Linked DNA regions of Mus musculus: regions 1 and 3 are each linked to region 2. A link is a loop called in an ENCODE intact Hi-C map of the cell type or tissue named here. Cell type or tissue: left cerebral cortex. All regions are shown on one strand. Region 1 overlaps Tnr (tenascin R). Region 2 overlaps Tnr (tenascin R). Region 3 overlaps Tnr (tenascin R).

Evidence for each region. Hi-C counts contacts between places; a loop is a spot of excess contacts. Peaks named below come from ENCODE experiments on the same cell type or tissue, not always from the same donor. Only the 100,000 strongest peaks of a DNase experiment are listed, where the experiment ranks them.
Region 1: it touches region 2 in a loop (5-fold over the local background); 2 of 42 quality-filtered maps call a loop at or near these places.
Region 3: it touches region 2 in a loop (2.5-fold over the local background); 4 of 42 quality-filtered maps call a loop at or near these places.

What each region holds. Positions count from the first base shown.
Region 1 is chr1:159,715,157-159,717,656 of GRCm38, forward strand. The region is part of intron 1 of Tnr (tenascin R); the gene reads left to right. Among named protein-coding and RNA genes, the nearest start is that of Gm31348, 68 kb to the right of the region's middle. In left cerebral cortex, no CTCF peak of the experiment used is centred here; DNase peaks (open chromatin) are centred at 1,340 and 2,080; H3K27ac peaks cover 275 bases.
Region 2 is chr1:159,770,270-159,772,769 of GRCm38, forward strand. The region is part of intron 2 of Tnr (tenascin R); the gene reads left to right. Among named protein-coding and RNA genes, the nearest start is that of Gm31348, 13 kb to the right of the region's middle. In left cerebral cortex, no CTCF peak of the experiment used is centred here; a DNase peak (open chromatin) is centred at 1,319; H3K27ac peaks cover 920 bases.
Region 3 is chr1:159,659,367-159,661,866 of GRCm38, forward strand. The region is part of intron 1 of Tnr (tenascin R); the gene reads left to right. Among named protein-coding and RNA genes, the nearest start is that of Gm31348, 120 kb to the right of the region's middle. In left cerebral cortex, a CTCF peak has its summit at 1,558; DNase peaks (open chromatin) are centred at 1,576 and 1,963; H3K27ac peaks cover 262 bases.

The DNA.
Region 1 (2,500 bases), 55 kb before region 2:
GTACCCCTGTTGTCATTAGTCTCCCCATATCCGATGCTAGCAGAAGTAGACATCCTCAAGTCCAGAGTGTAGCTGGTGTAGTATGCCTGGATGTGAAGGTAGGAAAAATGGAAGATTTCTACACTGCCTTCCTATTGACAGTGATACTTACACTTCATTCTTTAGAGGCATCCAGAGTTTTCCCCATGTCTCGAAACAGATTGTTGCTTTGGGGGCTTCCTCTTCTCTGAGTCCTTTGTCTGCTCTTCTAAATAGGCACCTGCTTCCCTTCTTGAAAACTACTGTGACAACCCCTCCCTTTGTGATTATCTCTGTATACATTTAAGCTTTTCTTCCCTATAAAGAATTCCTAAGTTTTCTATTGTGGCATAGTAAGTAACCAGAAGCCTAGCAACTTAAAACAATACAGACTTGATATTTTTGAGTCAGGATTCTAGTGTGTTTTAACTGTGTCCTCACCCATGTCCTTGTCTAAAGACTTCACTGGGAAAGATCCACTTCTAAGCTATTTCAAGATGTGGTGGGATTCTTTATGCTGCAATTATAAGACCAAGGTCCCAATGCCATTCTAGATATTGGAAAGTCTCTTCATATTGACCATTTACACTCATCCATGAAGACCCTCTCATATCAAGTTGCTCTCATGCTTCATAGCTCTACAACCGGCCAAAGAAAACTCTCTGCTATCAAAAGGACTCTTGTGAGTCAGCCAGGTCCATCCAGGCAACCTCCCTATGTTAGTTACAAGCACATCATGTAACATGGCTTCATCGTAGGAACAAAGTCACAATTCCACAGCCTCAGAGACTACACATAGCACGCACATCTGGAAAGGGCAAACCTCAGAAAGTCTTAGCACTGTGCTATTGCCATACAGCAATTTTCAGATGGGAGCAAAGGTCACTATTTGATCCAGTATGCTTAATTACATGTCTCTTCTGACTAACGGTATTGTTACTGTTGTTACATTTCAGTTATTGAAATCAGTATCCTGGACATTACAACAAACTTGGTTTGCCATGAGAGTAGTACTCCATTTATTTAAAAATTCAAGGAAACTGAGATTTCTTGTTTTTAACTTTCACACAAATGAGTAAGCCTTAGGTACCTATGAGACTAATGTGTAACCTAAGCAGGGTCTCATGTGTTTTCTTCTAAAGCCATGGGCTTGCAAGGAGTCTAGAAGCCAGCTTTGGATAGCATGGCTTTGAATGCCCTCAGTGGTCCTGACACATAGCTCAGATGCATATACTGTTCCTTCTATATACAGCTGTCATATACTCACATACCGCTGCATGAAGCTATTACCAATGAGAGACAACACCTTGGCACAGGGACATGGTGATTTATCCTGACTTGGCAGGTCCCAGTGGTAGTTGTTGTGCTTGGTGATGAATCACTAATTTCTAGAAACCTTGACTAGAACCTGAAGGCAGGAGATAAATGTGAGTGGGGGTATTGCTTGGAGCATTCTGGCAGACAAATGGCCAGTCATGACTAAAAGATGGTTTTACATTTTCAGAGTGTAATCAAGTGAGATGTAACCAATATTCTTTAGTTCATTAGCTTCATGTCTCTTAACCTTCACTGTTGAGTGCTTCCTTACAGAGTGCCTCCTTGTTCATCCTAGTGTTTAAAAAAAAAGTTTTGTTTTGTTTTTTTCTTTTTTAGCTTGGAGTAAAAATGATGGGTGAGCCACTGTCAAATAGCCAGGAGAAGGGCAGAAAAAGTGGTCCTAAGGGGAGGAAAAGCCATACACAATTTCATCTTAAAAGGCAGAAAAGTAAGAAAGGGAGAGGCAGGCATGGAGGCAAGATTGGCATGGGGAAATAGTCTGATTTCAGTATCGTTCTCATGCTAGTGTCTTTCTCATTACAGCCAACTGGGCATCAGTAAATCAATAACACATGCAATCTCTGGAAGCGATTCGGGGAGACGCCTCCTCATGCTGCTGCTGGATAGAACAGATAGAGCGAGATAGAGCGGCAGCAGGGCACAGCTTATTCTAGTCCATAATCTGCCCGATTCATCTATTCCTCTGTGAAAAACACAGGTGGGAGGTTGAGACTCTCTCCTGGGAGAGGGCCAGGGTATCCTAGGCAGAGCTTCCATCTGGTATAACTGCTGTACAGCAAACTTGGTCTGTCGTGAACATGAATCAGTGCCTGGCTGGGATCCTTGCTGTGTGGGAGTTCCCCGTCAACCTCCCAGCTAAGTCTTAACCTCACCGCCTGGCTTCTCATTAGAGTCACTCTGTCCAGTCGCACTCTGGTGTCTTTGTACACACCCTCCTTCCGCTCAGATCACTTCTCATTTCTCTATGTAAATGTCACAGAGCATCCACTCATACTGAACGTATCACCCCATTCTCGTTTCCCATGAAGATCTTTCCTTATTACCAACTCCCAGTTGGACTTTTCCTTCCCTAGGCATGCAGAAATTTGGAGTGAGCTAGCAATTAATTAAGAAAAAAATAAATAAAGATCGGGTAGGCTCAAGA
Region 2 (2,500 bases):
TTGTTGTTCCCTAGCTAACTGGATAGCCTGTCACGCTTCAGTGGAAATATCAGATTATCTGAACTAGTTAATTCAAAATCCATTCTTTCTGCTCCCTTGCCTTTCAAATTAATGACATTTGCCGTAATTGATGGCAAGAGAGGGGGAAATGGGGGCAGATACCGGAGCACATGGTCTCTGGAAGTTCGTGACTGCTGCTCACGCGCCCTAAGACTGAGCCCTGAGAGGAAAGGACAATCATAAAGTATGTGTTCTGGAAAATTAGATTTTAAGTACTGGGTTTCCCCTGAAGGACTCTTTAAAGGAGAACAGAAACAAAGCCTAACTGTGCAATTAGTATCATAATCAAAAATTCAGGGGAAGGTAAGTGGTTAAGTGTTGTTTCCTCTTGGTGAGTTTTGTTCAGGATAGAGTCTCCACTCCAAAGCTCTTGGCCTGTGCAAGTGTGACTTGAAGTCCAGGTGCTATATGAAGACTGTATCAGAGGATTGTGCCTTTGCCATTTGTCAGCTAGATGATCATGACAAGTTATTTAACTCCTTTGTGCCTCCTCCCCTTATTAGATAGCACTAGTTAGATAGATCTCGAGAGGCTATCATAAGGACTGTAAGTATAAATGTTTTGGAGTGGCTTCTAAAACACAGTAATATGAACAGCAATTTAAAATGTTTAAAGGCTTGACTAAAAACCCTCTATCTCCCATTCATAGCTAGGAGATTTGGGGTTAGAATGGGGTTATCTCCCATTCATATCCCTTGCCTCAGTTTCTCATGCGTAAGATGATGGTTAATTGAAGCCTCAGAATATTTCACAGGTGACGGAGCAGCTGAGTCTGAAGGTAGACATGGCTTGATCTGGATCTATCATAGAGTGGGCAGCCAATCAATGCTGAGAGCTTCCTCAGACTGAATGTTTTAAGTATTCCCAGATCCCAGCAGGACAGAAGAGAAGAGACTTCCATACACAGTGCCAAAGAAGCTCCCACATATGGTAGCCCCAAGTCACCAAGAAGAATATGTGCCAGCCAGTGTTTCATATTTTACTTATTCCAAAGAAGAAGGAGCCATGTGTGTGCCAAGCACCACTGGGTCATTAGAGAGACATATGTGTCACATCAACACAGATTGGCAGGGTGTGACAACAAGGATGAGCGAGGGAATACCTGGCGGAAGGTACTTAAACAAGCAAGATGAGTCTGGCTCCCACAGCCCTTACTAGCATGGATGCTGTGGTGCTAAAATTGCAAACACAGCTACCAGTTTTGAGAGTCTGCAAATCAGGCACTCAGAAAGTAAGAGCGATGAGCCTTTCTATTTTAATATCAGGAAAACACAAGAACATGAACTTCTCTATATAGAAAAACAACACAGATTGCCAACATCAATTCTAAAATGCCTTGAAAAGGCTAGGATGCTAACATCAGCCAGCAAGATGCTTTAAGCCTCTCTTTCTCTCAAAGTATATTCCTCTGCCTCCACATAGCACAGTGGCAGGATGTAAGAAAGTGGCATGATATATTATTTAGACATGAAGCAAGACTTCTACATTCTGTTCCTCTCCCTGAATGAGTTAAAAAAGAAGATGGGTACAGTTTGTGAGTATGGGGATTGATGTTATTGTCTGTTCAAAATGTCTGATGTAGGCTCCTGCTCACTGCATCACCCACGATGCCATGATTTATTACCACACTGTCTCCAGGTGCAGTCCAGCTAGTCTCCCCTGTGATGATCATGCAGAATGTGAGAAGGGGTGTCCACTGGTAGACTATTTCCAATGAACTCTTGAATCATCCAGACAGAGAGGCAGATGATGAGCTGACACCCGGTAGAGATTGTCTGGTTGCTTGAGTATCCCCATGTGGAATAGAGTGGGGGGATATGGAAGTTTGAGAAATCTCAATGAGAAAGTGATTGTTGGACATTTGCCTTCACAGCAGCCATTGATAGTTTGTTCCCAATACAAGTCTCCGCACCATCTATCACTTTTGTCCTAAGGACACCTTCATTCTTTCATTCAATAAACATCCAATGAACCCTTGCCAGGAGCTAGGCACCATGCAGCCATGAGATGACGATCACAGGACTCTTTGCCTTTAAGGAACCTAGAAATCTCTTCCAACTTTGCCTGTTCTGTGAGATGCCATCCTTCTTTCTCTGGGTTCCCAGAGCTCTTTGCCCTGACTAACTCATGACATATCTGCCTCTCTTCTGCACTGGTCTGTGAAGTCCTGAGACAAGGAAGAGAAATTCATCTCTTCATCCTTACCCGGAGAGGTGTGTTCACCTTGCAGGCACTGGAGGGGTCTGGAAGTCTCCCAGGATGGAGAGGCAGTGATGAGAGTGAATACCCAATCTTCACACATGTATGTCAAAGCTAGCATGTGAGCTAATAGCAGACTAAGGACCATGAAGGATGTTTCCCTGGAGTACCACATTTGCACATTTCTCTTATTTTTAACTCCTCTAAAATATGAGATTTGAACTCATCCTAAGGAAGAGCC
Region 3 (2,500 bases), 110 kb before region 2:
ATATAGAGAGGAATGCGTCGACTGCATGTCCTTCTGACAATTACTGGAATCCTATTTCTTTCCTTTGAGTCTTTAATTAGACTTGGACAGCAGGCAGTTTGAGGATATATTCTCTTAGCAAAAGCCTGGGAAGCAAAAACTTATCTTCCTAATTTGAAGTAGAACCATAAACCTTCAAAGTCTGGTAGGCAGAAGAATGGTTGTCATTTTCCCTTTGCTGCCGAGTCTCTTCGGAGGATCCCCCAAGCTCCCTGCTTTGTGCAGAGAGGTGCTGGGGTAGGCCATCAGTGGGACCAAGCATTTCCCCTGAGATGCTTCTTCTGTGATGGCCATGTCTTTCGGTGGCTTCCTTTCTGTCTATATGTGTTCTGCATGCATATTTCTTGTCTTCCCCACAGTTCCTCCCTCTAAAATTCTATTATTCCCTTAGATATGAATAGAATAAAAAAGAGCCCTGAAGCTGAAGAGGACCGTAGTGATAATAGAATACAACCTCCTCATCTTACACATCATCGGCAAGTCCCATACAGGACCAATTTCCTTCTGTGGATAGCAGATCATAGTGCCTGGTACATAAAAATGTACTTGGTGAATCTTAGTTGAATTGTTTGCTGTCTGCACATGACATAACTTTCTATAACATGTCATATGGTATTTAATCCCCCTATTAGCAAATACTGTTATACCCAAGGCTCTAAGCTTTGGGCCCACTTACTTTTCTCTTCTGTTGAAGTGGTTAACGCCATGCTAGCCTTACATGGGACCCCAAAGAAATGCACACGCAGCAGTTTGAATGAACAGCTTCTGTGTAAATATTAGCTATCATCAGCCATGGTGAGCCTGAGGAAACAAAGGCCAGACTTGAACTTTTCAGCCCCCCTCGGTATCACTCACCCCTAAGTGGTCCTCTGAGTCAGCACTAGTATAGCGCCTTTACCACCATGCCCTTCTCTGTGGTGCCACTAGGAATATAGTGGTTTCACCAAACACCTCTGACAACTGTAGCTATTTAGGCTGTCAAAATCAGCTTGACATAAACTGAGGACAATGTAAGAGCGTTTCTACGTGTTCTACTTTCCACATTAGCAAACATATTTCTGCTCACAGAAAAATACTATGGGTAAATAAGTTGAAATCACGTGCTATTTCTGTTATAAGCCAAGTGACTTGAGCTCCTAGCAAAATTAACCTAAACGAAGTCTGCATACCTTCTGTTAATCCAAAGCAAGTCTGCATCAGACTGGCATTTAGACATCAAGAGTGGCAGAGGAGACTATGCTCACAGTCCCCTCAAATATAGCACAATGAAGACACACTTCTTTCATTGGAAATATAGGATACCTACCCATAGTAGCTATGTAGTCAAAGGCAAACCCAAAAGATAATAGCTCCTCTGGCCCACCCTCTTTCTCTAAGCCACTGAGTCGCCTACTGCCTGAGTCATTGCATCATTTTGCCAAAAAAAAAAAAAAAAAGCCCTCTTGCTATCTGGGAAACATGATTTTTGTTTATTTAAGTAGGAGAAAAATAGTTGTGAGAACTGTGTTTGGTGTCAAGGAAACTGGGCTGCCAAGGTGTGTGTTAGATCTCCAGATCTTGCCTCAACTTGTATGTCCCCCTCTGGCCCTAGATGGAGCTGCCAGCCTCAGGACTTTGCCAATTTGACCTTTACTTGCTAGGACAGTGCTGCTTTTGCCAGCATACAAGTAGCTCTGCTCGGTGACCATGAATGCACAGGACTAAGAGGGTCTCATTGGTGGAGGCCCATTTATCCTGCTGTGGCTATGAGAATTACTTCCCGCACTGGGCTGCAGAGACCCTTAAGACCCCAAAGCTTTCCTGTGTCTGCTGTAAGGCTCTAATGGTCTGCTTCTATCACCATGGCAACACAAACACAACTCTACCAAGTACTTTTAGTACTTGAGGTTGAAAGAGAGGCATATTTGCCTCCAAGGGCTGTTGTGCAGTTGGCAGGTTGTGTTATCTGGCAATGTGTTTGCTGCTACTGTTCTGAATGGGGGTGCCACCCCTCCCCCCAGCATCTGAAAGGAGTAGCAATGGCCTGTAAAGAGCTCTGGTTTGGCAGGCCGAGACTCTTCTGCCAGTCATCGCCCCACAAGCTGACAAACAATTCGACTTTCTCTGCCTCTGATCTTCCCTCCTCCACCTCACTGCCTCCTCAACCTTCCTCACACAAGGGCCTCCTGGGTCTGCAGGGATCCAGTTCACCAGGGCTCCTTTCCTGTGATAAACTGAACATGAGAGGTCTGGAAGCACCACCCCATCCTGCCTCTCCAGCACTGAGCGCATGACCTTAGGGAGGCTTTCAGGACTAGAGATCTGAGACTTAGATTTAAGGGCGCATCAACCCCCCAAACCTGCAAATACAGCCAGCTTTATGTCTGCCGTCCCTCATGTTGCCTACTTTTCACTAGAGCATTCCAGAAAAATGTGAAGTCTTAGGAGTCTCAAGCTATTTTATAGAGTGACCAGGGGAGTC